2 separate regions of the Mus musculus genome follow, and region 2 is linked to region 1. A link is a loop called in an ENCODE intact Hi-C map of the cell type or tissue named here. Cell type or tissue: heart. All regions are shown on one strand.

Evidence for each region. A loop is a pair of places that touch in the nucleus more often than their neighbours do. Peaks named below come from ENCODE experiments on the same cell type or tissue, not always from the same donor. Only the 100,000 strongest peaks of a DNase experiment are listed, where the experiment ranks them.
Region 2: a loop joins it to region 1, with 2.4 times the contacts of the local background. A loop is called at or near these places in 2 of 42 quality-filtered maps.

Annotation. Positions count from the first base shown.
Region 1 is chr4:154,496,305-154,504,304 of GRCm38, reverse strand. All of the region lies in intron 2 of Prdm16 (PR domain containing 16), which reads left to right. Among named protein-coding and RNA genes, the nearest start is that of Gm52688, 6.6 kb to the left of the region's middle. In heart, a CTCF peak has its summit at 4,418; DNase peaks (open chromatin) are centred at 1,659, 4,354 and 7,114; H3K4me3 peaks cover 697 bases; H3K27ac peaks cover 6,805 bases; H3K27me3 peaks cover 1,154 bases.
Region 2 is chr4:154,398,057-154,406,056 of GRCm38, reverse strand. All of the region lies in intron 3 of Prdm16 (PR domain containing 16), which reads left to right. Among named protein-coding and RNA genes, the nearest start is that of Arhgef16, 100 kb to the right of the region's middle. In heart, no CTCF peak of the experiment used is centred here; no DNase peak of the experiment used is centred here; H3K27ac peaks cover 3,396 bases; H3K27me3 peaks cover 3,732 bases.

The DNA of each region.
Region 1 (8,000 bases):
AAGATCCTGGTCCATCATACCCAATGGAGACCTCCTGTACCATCCATCTTTTTTCTCCTCCTGGTCCCTTCCTGCAACCCCCCCCCCCCAGATAGGTAGCTGAAAACCCACCTACCTCTCTTCTCTCCAGTAACTGGCTGTAGCCACCTTTAATTTAGCTAATAGTTTTAAATTGGGGATCAAGGTTTGTACAACTAAAGCTGGTGGTGTACATGAGAATCTGCTGTCTTGGGGCAGACAGGTCATGGGTATTAGCACTTGACTACATAGCAGCTGCAGACCAACCCCCAAAAGCATCTCCGGTGAAAATGTAAATAGGAAAGAGAGGGTGAGATGAACTGAATCCTGCTCGGCACGCTAGTCCACTGGCACAGCCTACAAGTTCTATGCATTGGCAGATAGGATCCTTAGAATCTTGTCAGGAAGTCTGGCAGGCCCCATCCACAGGACGAGGTCCATCAGTTTCCGAAAAGCAGAGCCTCTTGGGAACGGGGCCGTTCTGTATTCAGACCCCAGAGCAGGAACGGGCACATTGGAGGAGGTGTGTATGGGGCTGAAGAAGACCAAGGCCTTGGGCAGGGCCACCCTGCTGGATCATTCTAGCAAGATGGCAGCTCCACCCGTCCTCTACCAGCTGAGCAGATGCCTGACAGGCAGGTGGGCATCGGCCCAAGGACCCCCCACCCTGGCACTGTTTTCCGTGGACCTGTTGAGTCACCCGTCCATCAGAGCTGGTGGCTCTGAGGCCACACGTCCCCCCTGTCCTTTCCCACTGGGCTTGGAGGGCAGCTGAGGGCTTCTCCCTGCCAGCCCCTGCCCTCCTCCTCGGATGCCCTCAGGTCCCGATTCCCCCTCGGCTCTCACAAATTCTGCCCGTGTCCGCACCCTCATTAATCAATGTCAGCGCGGCGTCGGCAACAAGGGCCGTATTCTTCCTCGGCCCCTCAGCCTCTTACATCCCATTGTTCTGGGCCGATTCAGATGGCAAAAAACAGCCTATGCAGCACATAAAAGAGATGAAGCAAAAATGAAAGGAATCGAGGGAGAAAAAAGAGGAGGCATTTTCCCCCTGAAACACTCGAATAAATACTCGGCAATGATAATTTAAATTATTCATACATTTATGAAAACATCCATTGAGTGCCGAAGTGTGTGATGCTCTTTGTCTCTGTCTCTTGTCTCTTGTTTGGGATTAATCTTTACTGTAACTCGGGCTGGCCGTGCCCCCCTTACAAAGGCCACACTTTCTTTCCATGGGAAAAAAATGTGTCCGCATATCACAGAGAAATGTTGGGGGAGAGAAATTTGTGCTGATGTGGCAGTTGCCAGGCCCTGGAGATGTAGGACGAGCCATGTCCAAATAGTGTCCCACCAACAAGAAAGGGCCGCGCAGTTCTCACGTTGTTGCCGCCGCCGACGCAGTGGTGACATCCGTGCCTTGGGGCTGGGCAGATGCAGAGCCGCGGCAGAGAGGAGTTCCACAGAGCATGCGTACCTCTAGCCCTGGCCCTGTACACCCCCACTGCCCCACCCTGCCTCACCCCACCCCCCGCCTCCAAGAAGGCGCTGCAAAGACTGCCCTGTGCAGCCTGCCTGGGAAGGATGGTTCAGGCATGTTCCATCAGGGTCCAGGAGCTGACAGGCTTTGGAGATATCTGAAGTGGTTCTTGCTGGCAAGCTGCTGCAGGCAGACTGTGTCCTATAGCAGGTGAAGGGGAGGGTTGAACCTTCCTAAACCTGGAGGAGCCACTGCCCTTTGATCCCTCACAAAATGGAAGTCAGCTCCGAACCCAGAAGCCAGAGACATTTAAACTGTTTAATAGCACAGAAAGTGGGACTTCACCAGGGGCCAGCAGCAGCACTGAGAACTGTGGAGGACAGAGCCTTGCTCGTCACCCCTCCATCACACTTCAGTCCTTACCCCCTTCTCCTCTGTCTCCCAGCCCCATCCACGCCTTTCCAGGGCTATGGCCAACCACAGTTGGGCTCAGGCAAGGCTTGCTCCTGTGATTAATCTCAAAGTCTGTTGCTGTTCCTGTGGCAGTGTTGTCAGGGCAGAGGAGAGACACCCGCACCTGAGCCAGTAATGTCACCCCTCCGATGGCCTCCTTTCCAAGAGTCTTGATCAGTGTTGTGGTATTTTTGAAGCTCATTCCAAAATGGGATTTCAAAAGCTTCAGTACAGTATCTCCAACACTCTCTTCCACAAGGAAGCTGGGCTTCTCCATTCTCAACTAACCAGCGGTGGTTGCTTCCTGCTGGAAATGGCCCAGGATGGCCTGGCCTTTGGAGCTGCCCTGCCAGATCATCAGCGAGGAGTTCAGGATTTGGTGAGCAATAGAGATGAGCTGGCTTGCGGGGTGGGGGTGGGGACCTGTTCAGTGACCATGGCATTTGCCTGGTACCCCATCCTCATCCAGACTTATTTGGTCTGGAATAGAAACAGGACCCCAAGGGAACAGCCCTCTAATGCAGGATTTATGGTCTCTCTGGCTCAGGCCAGGTCAGAACCAGAAAAGAAAAGCATTCTTTTCACTTCTTACTTTGGATCAAAATGAAGCTTAGGAGCCCCAGGAAATGGAATCCAGCCCCCTCTGAACCTGGCGACTTGCACAGTTTGCATTAGCTCCAGTTCACGGGTCAAAAGAGGGGTGCTCCAGCCCAAAGCAGAAAAAAACTTGTGACTCTAGGGCAAGATACCCCCACTGAAGTCTCTCATTGGCCCCAGGCTGCTGCTGCCCAGCCAGAAATCCTGGAAGGAGCAGCCTGGCTTCTTGTGACCTCTGCCGGCTGATGCCTAAAACTGTGGTGCATCAAGGGTGCTACCTGCACTCTGCCCCGCACCACCACCACCCTGCCGCCAAAATGAGTTCTGGGAATGCCCCCATCTCTTCAGCCTTCTCTCCTCTGTTACTGATGTTGAGGTCTTGGACAATAGTCAAGTGCTAGGCAGAGGGCATCCTTCACCCGTCATTTATGAGAGGGATGACCTCAGCGCTGTCACCTCTCCTCAGCCATTTCTGAGAAGACACCATTGTCACACCCAAGTGAGGAAGACTTGGCCACTCACAGAGGGCCTCAGTAGCCTCAACACAGATGGGGGGGGGCAGCCACTGGCTCCCAGCAGGGAGTGCAGGACAGTCTTCCTTCCTCTCTGGTTGATACTTTTTCCTCTCTTGTGGAGGGTTCCCCACGGCCTTTCATCCGGATTTCATATTCGCATAAAGACATCAAGAAAAGATTCTAACAGAAAGAATTATTAGGCACGGCTGTCAAAAGCTTTATCAGGGAAGGAGGAGGCTCAGTAACCCTTTGTGTGCTGGCCTGCAGCCTGGAATTCCTGATCAGCCCCTAGACATGGAGGGCAGGGTCTGTACATAGGGATGATCAGTCACACTCGTGGGCTCCGGCACTCAATTGGCCATGTACTCACATGCACACATGCGCCCACATGGGTGGACACGATGGACCTGTTTATTAGCAGACTTCTGAGATGTAGCTCTCCGGGTTTGGGTCCAGGCAGCCCTCCTAGATAATGGTTTTGGCTCCTCCGTCTGTTTCTCTTTGTTCTCCTTAAAGGACCGTGTTCATCTGCTCTCTAGACTGGGTGTCTTCACACTCTTCTCATGGGTTGGGGGGTCTCTGTACCTTGGAACTAAGATGGAGCCAGACTAGGGATGTATTCTACCCTGGACACACATTGGGCAGCATGGGTGCAGGGCAGACATCCCACACGCTACTCTGGAAGTCTCTTTACCCCCCTCCACTTCCACCCCACCCCCGGCTCTTGGGAAGATGTGTTCTGTGCTCAGGAAGGCATTAGCTACTGTGGGTCTCTCTCCTGTTTTCAGCTTCTGTTTTTCTGGTGAAGAACTTCCTCACCGGCTTGCCCCAGAAAGCTTTGCCACCTGCTGGACCCCAGTCGTTCCTCAAAGTACAGAATGGGCCTCCAGACGAAGCGTCCTGGGGACATGGGGATATTCCGCTGGTTGAGCAATAGCTTCTGGGGCTAGAACAGGGAATATCTCTGCACTGTTAACAGAAGGCCCCTCCACATTTGTAGCAAGGGGCCCCCCGGCTCCGGGGTGCACAGCGCCTTGGGATGTGTTTTCTACGCAGCCTCCCTGTGCACAGAAACCGAAAACCGCATGCCGACAAACAGCTCCCTCGGCAAACGTTTTTATTTCCAATTAGCAAAAGAAAAATTGCTAATTTGCTGTAGTTGGACCGGGCTGACGTCTCAATCTGCGGAGTGTCAGAGCAGTGAAAGAAAATGCTTCACACTGTGCTGGCGAGAGCCAGCAGCTCTAAGAGGGTCAGGGCAGCGGGCCCAGAAACCAGATTGACTGGCCACAGCGCTAAATTACTCACACAAGACACACATTGTCTGCCGTGCCAGCTCCCGGAGGACCTGCTTTCTCATTCTCTCCCCTTGGAGTGCAGTGGAGCTGGGCGGGGGAAGGGTCCAGCGTGGGAGGAGAGGGCCGGGGCCAGGCAGTGAGCCTTTGGGAGGGTGGAATCGTCTTCAGAAAGGAGCTGGCAGAAGCGGGTTAATGATTTACCCTGGCTGGTCCACATCAGTTGGGAACTGAACGGTAAAATCCCCCAAGCCCAGCCATAGCTTTGCCCCCTGAGATCAGGGTAGATAATGTCTCAAGGCTGACAGGGGACCGGGGTCGGGTGGGCGGGACATCCAGCAGGGAATTTGGAGTCTCTTTTTCTGACCTGGAGGACCTCACTCCCCTGGAAGTCTAGGCAATATCTTTCCCAGTCTGGGATTCACAGACAGGGCTATGCCTGCTTCTCGGGTTCCTCCAGTCATGGTATCTTCTTCGCAGAGTTTGGGTGGAATAAAGACCAGGAACCACTGGAGTCTCTCTCCCCTGGGGGACAGTGAGGCGGTCGTAGGGCCACAGATGTTTGTCACTCACGTAATAATGAACCTCCACACTGACCACACAACCCCTGCCAGCAGAGGCCTCCTGGGCTCTCACAGGACCTAGACAGCGTTGCCCACGGCTCCAGACAGAGGACATCCATTACATGCCCACACCAGCCTTGATAAAAGCATCCGTTCTCCCTGCTCGGCCCACACCGTCTGTCCTCCTGTATGCGACACCTCCTTCCGCATGTCTCTGTGGGTCTCAAGCCCACCCACCTCACAGGCCTGTTCCAAAAGGAGATTCCAATGCCAGGAACCACAGACTGTCTCACTATTCCAGGCAGCCAGGCAGCCCCGGGACTGCCCCAGGACTGACCCGTGCAGACTTATCCTGGGGAGATGCGCCTGGCCTCTTTCACCTCCATGTAGCTTGCACCCCCGACCAAGCAAGACCAGGGTAAAGGAGAAAGCAGCCGGGTGCAGGAGTGTGAGACCTCACTGGCTCTCAGGTCCTGGTGCGTATCTGTAATGACTGGGGTTCCCTTCCACAAACAGCACAGGGAAGGTGACCTCTCTAGAGTACTTGACCCAACTGGAAGAAGTCCCCAGTTCCCTTCCCTATCCCCTGGTGACATCTTTGTGTTGAAACCACTTTAGGTGTGCAGCCTGCTCACTCCTTGGAGGGTCTTGTGCACAGAGATGTTATCTGTGGAGTCCTAGTCAAGGGTGTCAAGAGGAGCTGAGCTGAGCCCAGCCCAGCTCTGAGAAAAACAATACCACAAGAACAAAGATACATCTGCCACTGGCACACAGCTTCAAGTGTTCCTAAGCCCAGCACATCCTGTCTGGGGAGCACATGCCATTACCCAGCCCAAGAGGATTCTTGAGACAGAGGCTGTGCCCTGGCATCAGAGCTGCCCACCGCTGATGCCTGGTTTAGAGCTGTCATCTGCAACTCTCGAGTAAAGTGATCCTGGAGAACTGGTGTTCAGCGAGGGCCTCAGAAGGGCCCACTGCTTTGCTCTAGTCTTAAGGGAAACAGACACTTCACTGGGAAAGCCCAGGGATGGATGTACTTGGGCCCTCTGGTAACAGGCAGAGCTCCCTGCTGTGTGTCTTCGAACAGTCACCTGGCCTCTCTGAGCTTCTGAATCACAATGTAAGGGACACACTCAAACCAGATAATGTATGTGGGACCCTTTTATTTATTTTTTTAACACAAGATGTAAAGAATGGCCTGGGTGTGTTGTCTTTGTGCAAGTAGAGAGGGAATGCCTACAGCTGTATTGTTGGAGAATCCTTTGTCCTGAATGGATGCAGTCTATAAGTACTATATTTTCTTCAGTAAAAATAAAGAGTTACTGCCGAGGCCATCAATCACAGAGAGACATGCAGCACTGTTCCCAAGCCAGTGAGGGCAGGACAGGCATTTGGAATTTGTCCCTTTCTCCTTGGCTCCCTTTCCTGTCTGGCTTTGAGCTATCCAGAGCGTGAGTGTGCCGGACACATGCACACAGACACATGTGCATGTAGGTATGGCATGTGTGACCTGCATGACCTCACATGCACATATGCCACCCCCCCCCCACACACACACATAAACATACATGTGTGTGGTGGGTATGGGTTCCCACCAAGGAGAACATACTCATAGCCCAGAGCACAGAACTACAGATCTCCAGTGGCAGCACTCAGACTGGGCATGGAGGCATGCCCGTGGGAAGGAGGAGCCTTAGCAGGTGCCTAGCAGGGTTGGCCTCAGCAGCAGGTGTCCTGACCTTGAGCTCAGGTTCCCTCCCACTCAGCCTCCTACACCCAAAGCAAAGAGAGCCAGGCTGACCCCACCCCCTCCCCAGGTAGGAAAGCCAATAACAATAGGCAAGATGCCCCTAGCTGCTGGCTGCTGCTTGGGAGGCCTAGGCTGTGGGATGTGGGTTTTTTCCCCCATCATTCTGAGCAGGAAGGAACCAAGCAGACCTAACAGCCCTGAGTTCCTGCATATCCTTTCCCCTGCATCTGAGGGATGAGGGTTATCAGACCAACTGTCCCACCTTTGCTCCCTGAGGAAAACTGTCTGTGGCCTCCAGCAAGCTTCAAGTGTTATACCCCACTGGGCTCTGCCCAGAGATGGGCCTGGCACGCTCTGGGCCCTGCCCATGAGGCCTTGCTCACTAGCTACTGTTCAGGGCCTGTGTTCTGTCCTGGCTGCGCTCCAGAACTGCTGGCGGCTTGGCCCAGGCAGAGCCCAGAACATGACCTCTGGCAGTGGGCGGGGCCTCGGTCCTTTGCAGAGCCCTGCCTGTTTCCCACGTGCTGCTTGGGCTGGAGACCAGCGCTCCTGCCCTTGGAGTTGTGGCTGAGTTAGAGCTCAGCTGGTCCCTTCCTGCCTCTATGAAAATGATTAGATTTTCAAACTCTAAAGCTGATATGCTTTGGGTTTAGGTGGCCCATCCGTGTGCTCTAACTCTCGATTGCAGAGCAGTAGAATCTGGCTATGTGAGCTAGCGGTAGTCCTGTCCTCACCATACCCCAAACCAGGTCTTCAGAGGGTCCCATGAAACCAGAGTGGCCCTGCTTCAACCTTAACCAAAAGTCTCTCTCTGCTATTAAGAAATTATCAAATGAGTACAACCTGGACCCATTTTGAGACGGGTACAGTTAACCACAGTGTTGATTACAGGGGCACTATCGATTTTTGAGGTGAGCAAACATTTTCCGAGTTTATAACACCTGTTATCTTCTGACTAATAAGAGCTGTGCTGTGAGCCGAAGTTCATCTTTTGTCTGGGAAGTTCCTGGGCTCAGAATGCCTTGCACACCCTACATGGGTGTGCTAGGGTCATACACAAACACAGATCTCTCCACATGTCTAGGTGAAGAGAGACTTTTTGGAAATCACAGTGTGACAAAGAGTTGGAGGCAATGCCTCAGTCGATCAAACATAAGGACCTGGGTTCAATTTCCCTGGAATCCATTTAAAGAAATAAAAATAAAAAGCAAGACACCCTTATCTTGATGCTGGGGAGACAGAGACAGGCCAATCCCTAGGGCTTATTAGCCAATCAGCCTTGCCTACTTAGTGAGCTTCAAGAGACCCCATGTCACATGCACACCCACA
Region 2 (8,000 bases), 98 kb after region 1:
ACTGATGTTTCTTTGTGTTAGGACCTTTCTGAATTAGATACTTTGCATCACACAACTAACTGCCATCAGCTACTGTTACACTGTTGCAGCTGAGCATCAGTCAGACATTACTGTTCATTTTCAATCAGCCACCTTCTCTCCCACCCTTCCCCACTTCAGCAACCACTGGCTACTGAACAGAAGCTGGTTGTAGCTTCTCCATGTGAACAAAAGATTCAGTCTTTGTCTTTCCGTGCTCAGCTCACTTAACATGGTTTGTTCTGTGCTTGTCCGTGTCCCTGCACGTGACAGAGCTTCTTATCTTCCTATTTTTCTTTTCCTTTTGTTTTTGTTTTTGTTTTTTGTTTTGTCCAGACAAGGAGGTTTCTTTGTTGCTCTGGATATCTTGGAACTCACTCTGTAGACCACCAGGCTGGCTCGGAACTAACAGAGATCCACCTGCCTTTGCCTCCCAAGTGCTGGGATTAAAGGTGTGCCTAGCTAGAGCTTCATCTCTTTACTGCTAAATTATGCTGTGTGGATTAATGTGGGTGCATATATATGTATGTGCGTGCACCAATCAGAGGTTAGCCTCAGGTGTCCTTCCTCGGGATGCTGTTCTTGTTTTTTGAGAACAGGCTGCTCTCATTTGCCTGGAGCTGAGGCCGAGAATCTGCCTATCCCTGCCTTTCTAGTACTGGTGCGTCGGGCACATGCCGCAGTGCCCGGCTTTTTTATATAGATTCTGAAGACCAACCTCAGGTCCTCACGCTTGCAAGGCACACATTTTACTGTCTCCGCCACCCCAAGCTGAATGTTGTATCACACACATCCCACTCTCCCCACTGATCTTTCAGTGGCCACCTCCCTGACATGACCACAGTCCTCAAGAGCAATGGTAAAGCAGACATGGGCAGCAGGTGTCTCTTTGATGTATGGATGTCTGTGCCTTTGCATGCATGCCCAACAGTGAGATTGCTGGCCTGTAAATAGTTCCCGTCTTACTGTTTTCATAATGGCCGTGCCATCTAAGCTCCCATCAGCACAGTGAGTCTTTTCTCTCTACATCTTTAGCAACAGTTGCTAATATCTGACCTGTTGATAATGGTCATTCTAGGTGGAGTGAGGCAGTCTCTCGGGGTGGCTTCATTTGTACTTCCTGGATGGTTGGTGATGTTGAACACTTTTTACACGCGTCTTGGCCATTTAGATATCTTCTTTTGAAAAATGTCTCTTCGGATCATTTGCCCGTCTTTGGATCCAGTTTCTGGGTCTGGCTGGGTTTGGGTTCTTATGTGTTCTTCGTATTACTTGATGGGTGGAGTCTCTTCCACCCCACAGGCTCTCTTTGCTCTGTTCCTTTGGTTGCTGTTCAGGTTCCTCTTTTAACTGGAGATGACCCTGTTCATCATCTGTTGCTTTTCATTGCCTGTGCTTCTGGGGGGTCACATATAAAGGCTTTTCAGGATTCACCTTCAGTTCCTTTATTGTTATTTGCCTTTGTGTTTTGACTTTATATCATTCCCCTCTACGAATCCGTTCTGACGTTTTCTTGGTGGAATCTCTCAGGTTTCTCTGGGAATGTATCATCTGTTCATTGCAACACCAGGGATTCTTCTGTGCTTTCTTCTAGTACTTCTGCACTTTTCAGCTCTTGTGTTTAAGTCTGTGACCTATTGTCAATTGTCCTATAAGTGAGGAGAGATCAGAGTCTCCTCTGTTATGGATACTCCCTTTCCCCACAACCATTTATAGAATAGACTGGCATCTCCAATATATGTTCATGTGTCTTTGTCAAAAATCAGTTCTCTATGGCTAGAGATACAGTTCAGTTGGTGCAGTGCTTGTATAGCACGCTTGGGATTGGAGGCCCAGCACTACTAAAACTAGGTGCGGTGGATTCCATGCCTCTAATCCCAGCACTCTGGAGGTAGCGGCAGGAGGATCCAGAATTCAAAGTCGTCCTCAGCTACACAGCAAGTACAAGGCAAGCCTAAGATGCATGAGAACATAGAGCTTATGTTCAAACCAAACCAACCAACAGACAAAAAGCAAAAACATCCTCTAAGTTGGCTATAAAGACATGCATTTATTTCTGGATTTTTCAGTCCTGTTCCATTAGACTCTATTTGTTCTTATGCAAGTGTGTTTGGGGCTTTAGTTTCTGAAGTGGGGTTTGCAGTCAGGTACTATGATGGATGCCTCCGCTTTGTTCTCTTTGCTCAGGGTAGTTCTGGGTGTTTGGGGGTCTTTATGGATACGTTAGAATTTTAGGAGTGTTAATCGTATGTTTGTGGCACATGCGTTAGTGGTTTTGGTAAGAATTGCACTGAGTCAGTAGGCTGCTTTCAGTAGTGTGAACACTTAACATTGCTGATCTTTCAAATCCACAACCATAGGGCACCCCCTCCCCCCGGTGTTTTATAATTGTCATTATATAGATACCTCACTTCCTTGATTAAATGTATTTCTGGGTATTTAGTTGTAGCCATTACAAGTGGGATTTCCCTCTTGACCTGCAGGTTGTTACTGGTGTATAGAAACACCACTGACCATCATGTGATGGTTTTATATCAAATGACTTTACTAAATTTATCAGCTAATGACTCTACAAATTTTTCTATAGGTTTTGGTGCTTTTTGGGCATCTCTAGGTTTCTTTGTAATAGAATCATAACATGTGCAAGCAGGGCTGTTTGACTCCTTGTTCCAGCTTGGATGGCCTCACTTTAAAAAAAAAAAAAAAAACCTAACTGGCTGGGCTAGGACTTCCAGGATCATCATTTCTATGAGAAAAGTCCTCTTTACCTGAGGCCTCCATGGAGGACAGCTAAGGGAGACCAGCCGACATAGCAAAGAAGAATGGTTGGCTGGACTCTGTTAGCTTGGGCAGAGCTGTGCACACACGGAGCAGGCCTCTCACTCACTCACTCGGCACTGACTTGGCTGTGTGTAAACTCCCTGCAGTTTGCATCTTTTCTCTCAAGCCTGGGGATTCCAAGAGACAATGGGACACAATTTCTCACTGATTCCGTGTCTGTCCCCATCACCCTGGCAACCTAGAGCCCCACACCCTGGAAAACATGCTAGAGAGAAAGAAGGGGGGAAAAACCCAAATGCATATGTCCTAGCCCCCTTACAAGCTGACATGCGTGTGCACAGAGTTATATATGCCTTTGTGTGTACCCATGTACACACTAGAAAAACATCCCACTTAGCGAGGGTGGCTTGGTTAAGAAAATCAAACAGAGCTGAATTCTCTCTGGGGTTAAAGGTGGCTCCTGAGGGAGAGAATAGAAAGCTGACCTTAAAGGAAGAAAAGCAAGCTCGGCCAGCTGCCAGGAGGTGAGAGCTTCCTTCCAAACCTAGCCAGAAGCTCGCCTGACTCACAAGTGGACAGACCAGAGGAGACCCCTGGATATTTAGCCTTCAGTGTCATCATCAACACACTCCAAAATGCCCAGTTCAGCCCAGATACCTAAACAGCAAACCAAGAATCAGGGATGCAGTAGGTACTCCTTGCTCTGACCCAATTGCTGACTTCAGTTCTCTTTCAGAGTTAGAGAGTGGGCTGTCCCATCTGTCCATGGAGTTTCCTGGCTCTATCTCTTGAAGACACAGACCAGCGCAGCAGAGGCAGCCTTGTTGGGGGAGGGGCATGCCCCTAGAGATGTCAAGATGCCCAGGGCAGGAGGCGGTTGAGTGTCTCCAGAATTTACCTGTGGATACCACTAGACCAGAAGGACTCAGTGTGGGTAGGATGAGAATCCTCTCTAGACAGAGGTCACTGCAACATACGAGCTGAGTCCTGTTTTCCTTGAGGCTGTGGTATTTTGCCAAACTGACTGTGATTGAGAGCAGTTGAAAAGTCCAGAGGGAACAGTAGCCAAACCATTTCTCCCCCCGGTTGTGGGACTGTGCCAGCCTCTCCAAACCTGGCATGTATCACCGATTCCTTTATGAGAATACTAGGAAGTCCCTGGCTGCTGGCGTGCAGGTCAAATAGAAGTGGTGTGGAGCCTTATCTCTTTGGTAGGATTATAATTTCAAGGCTGTTAATGGGGAGTTTCTGAGCCCTCAGCTAGGTAGGGGTATCCTGGTCTCTATCCCCATGGCACATTCTGTGGAATGTCACCTAGATGAAACATAGCTTCCACTCACTCTTTAAAGACAGCTGTGCCAGCCAGCCTTGCCATCCCCAGGTCCTGCCCAGGATAGGATGGAGGTTAGCTTCAGCACATTAGTGATGGACAGGTGGACAGGCACCACTGACAGACTGACAGACACAGGCCTAGGAATGTTGAGAGTGGAGTGGGAAGGATGTGAGTCTCCACCCGGTGACCCTCCGGTGGCATCTTGGGAGAAGCACTCTTTGAATAAACATTGAAAAAAAAAAAAAATCAAGGCCTTGGGCAGCAGGCCAGACAGAGTGTAGGAGGCATTGCTGAGGGACTCCCACCTTCCCAGTGTCTCCTGCTAAGGCAGGGAGGACCAGCTGCAGAGGGGAGGCCAGAGCTCTACAGAACTGTACAAAGAACACAGCAGCAAACTCCCACCCACCCCCATACCGCTGCTTCCACAGTGCAAGAGGAAGGAGCAATCCATCTGCTGCAGCTCGGCGGTGGGAACAGCTACCTCAGTCTCTCAGGATGATGAGACTTGTGTGGACCAGATGGACACCCCATTAGGCAGGCTGGGGCCCTAGGGTCCTGGAACAATCTTCCCTCTTCAGGATTCTCTGTGAAATGCCTGTGGAATTTTGGTCCACAGTGATACCCCATGCTTCCCCAGGGTTAAGAAGTCCACCCTCTGGAATCCGTTGTCCAATGGCCTTGTCGGTGGTGAATGACCCCATTTTTTTCCTGGTAGAGTACTTGGTGGGGGGCCATGTCTGGGTCCTAGAGCATCTGGCAGGATAGCTGAGTTCTTATGGGGTCCCGCCCATGCAGTATCCCAAGCTTCCACCTGGCTCCTCATGAGGCCAGGAGAGGGGTGCAGGCAGCTGCCTCTCTCCCCGTGCCCCTCCCGAAATGGTATTGGGGTGAATGGTGACAGAGGAGGCACACGCACGCCTGATCGCCCTCCTAGGAGGTGGGCGTCACAAAGCCGATCGACGCCCGCGAGCTTGCTGCTCCTAGAGGGCCCGTGTTATGGATCAGCGCATCTGGGGGCTCTAAAACACTCCCAGGGAAATAAAACAATTATTTTTGACAACCCACATCAATACCATCTACATTTCCGTCCCCTCACGGCACCCCTCCCCCAACAAGGCTGCCTCTTCTGCACTGGCCTGTGTCTTCAGGAAATAGAGCCAGGAAACCCCATACTCCAATTGTTAGCTCCATTGATCTCATTGGGGGCCTGAAAATTCAGCAGAGAGCACAGTGTTAAATTATTAACTAAATGTTTCCACTCGCCGGGGACATGCTTCATAAAGATCATCCAGAGGAACAACGGCCTATTTATGAAATTAACAGCTGGAGGGGTTGGCGGGATAGGGGGCAGAAGTCACTGCATGGCCAATGAAGGCAGCACTGTACCCCCCCCCGGAAGAAATGAGGCAAAGCTGAGCCCTGGGGGTGCCGTGCTTTGGGAGAGAGGAGCTGTCTGAGGGCTGCCATGGATGATGTAAGCCACCTGTCTGTTAGCTTCAGGTCTGTTAGCACCTTTCAGCAGGACAGTGGTGAGCCAAGGCTTCAGGTTGGGACGTGGGACATGTCCCACTGTGTAACCAGTAAGCTACAGCTTCCACCTGGCTGATATGGGATGGACACCCAGCAAGGGCTAAGTCAACTGTCACAGCCACGGTGTCTGGCAGGGTGTGACAAACCATTTTTCTTAGCAGGGTTCCCACCCCAGTTGACAGGTAGGATCTCAGAGGTGTTGGTAGGCCCAGCCAAGCCACACACTGGGCATACAGACCAGGGCTGGAGTCTTGCAGGCAACGCACAAGGCTGTTCCCTCTGGAGCTTCCAGTAGAGAGGACATAGATGACACTCAGGATCTGTGCCTGAGATGAACAGTCAGAGGGCCTAGCGGACCCAGGTCAGCTGGTGCGGCCTGCCATGGGAGCCAGGTAACTGAGATGCCCAGCATCTCAACACACGTGCCTCAAACCAGAGACTAGATATGCCGTAATGAAGGTCCCAAGAGTGTCTCGCTGGTCTCCGATCCTGCCAGCTTGCCCGGCACAAGGCGTGGAGAAGCCATGACACAGCAGCCTCCAGAAGGGCAGCTCACCCCACCCCCACCCACCACGCTGCCCACAGCCTTTCCGTCAAACCCCGAGGCAGTCTTGCAGTCCCTTTTAGTCCATTCCAAGTTTCTGGAGAGCAAGAATGTTGCCTGGGAAAACCTCACCAGTGCAAGCAGGAACAGTCAGGGCCACAATCTAGGGTTACCAATGCATCCATCGGTTCTCTGCCTGCAGGGAGGGCAGCAGGAGGGTGTGTGTCTGGGCTGGGTCTGTTACAGCAAAGTGGGCGACTCCATCAGAGAGAGGAGCTACTGAGAAAAACAAGTCAGAAGGCATTTCCATAGCTCTGGACTCTTGAGACCCTAGAGGGGTCTCACCTGCTTCTGACCTTCACACAGACTTCCATGGTCTGAGCACCCACTACAGTGACGTCTGCAGTCTGTCTGAGTTGGTGTGCACATCTTGTTCAGCTTTTATTGCAGAGTTGTAGTACCCATCCTTGCTATGAACTGGCCACAAGCTGTTATTCAGCATCGCAGGAATGAACATTCTGGATCGTTTCCCATTTAGGCAAAATATAAAATTCCTGCTATCCTTTTAGGAGCCTAAGCTGTATTATTATCATTATTATTATTTTATTATTATGTGAATTAGGAGTGATGTTGTTGAATGTGGAAGGCATGGTTGTTCCCCAGCACCATGCTCCTTCAGAGTTCCAGTTGCTTCTGCCCTAGCGGACAGCCTGTGTTCCCCATCATTTCAATGTCAACTGTTGCAGTGGGTATGATGTAACATCTCACGCAGGTGTGGTATGCATGTCCCTGGTGGCTGATGTGTACCTGTGTGCCTACTACCCTCTGGCATGACTGCTCTTATGACGTGTTTGCTCCAGGTTTTCATACACTTTGCAATTGGGTTGTTGGCCTTTTACTGTTGTTGTTGTTGTTGTTATATAGGGTGTCACTATGTAGCTCTGACTAGCCTGGAACTCTTTATACAGACCAGGCTGGCCTTGAACTCATGGAGATCCACCTGTCTCTGCCTCCTGTGTGCTGGGATTAAAGGAATGCATCACCAAGCCTGGATGCTTTTACATCTTATACCTATAGTATAAATACAACTACCTGGTGACTCTCCATATTGCAATAATTTTCTCCTGTTTTTTTCAAGACTGGGTTTCTCTCTATAGCCCTGGCTGTCCTGGAACTCACTCTGTAGGCCAGGCTCGCCTTGAAATCAGAGATCTACCTGCCTCTGCCTCCTGAGTGCTGGGATTAAAGCCTGTGGTTTGCTACCTTGTTTCCTTAACTGGGTCTTTTGTTCTCTCTGGATTCCTTACCTCTTCAGCCAGCATCTCTTCCTTTTGTAACTATGCCTAGCCTCTGAAACCCTAGCTACACATCCCCCAGATACAGGTCATGGGGGCTCTGTCCACTTTGTCTCAGTATTTCCTGGGTGATTCCAGTGGACCTCTCCTGAGGGCCACTCTCCTTTGTCTCCCATCTCCATCTTACTGTTAAAAAGCCTAGTTGGGTACTTGCTGATTTCATGCAAGGTCCTATTCAGTTTTAGAATCAAGTTTGTTTCTTAGCTCTTGTCTCTGCTGGTGTTTTCAGTGTGTTTTATTTCTTTTTTAAAATTTATTTAATTGTATGTGCATTGATGTGAAGGTGTCATATTCCTTGGAACTGGAGTTACAGACAGTTGTGAGCTGCCATATGGGTGCCAGGAATTGAACCCATGTCTTTTGGAAGAGCAGGCAGTGCTCTTAACCATTGAGCCATCTCTCCAGCCCCTCTCCAGCCCCATGTTTTGTTTCTTATGAT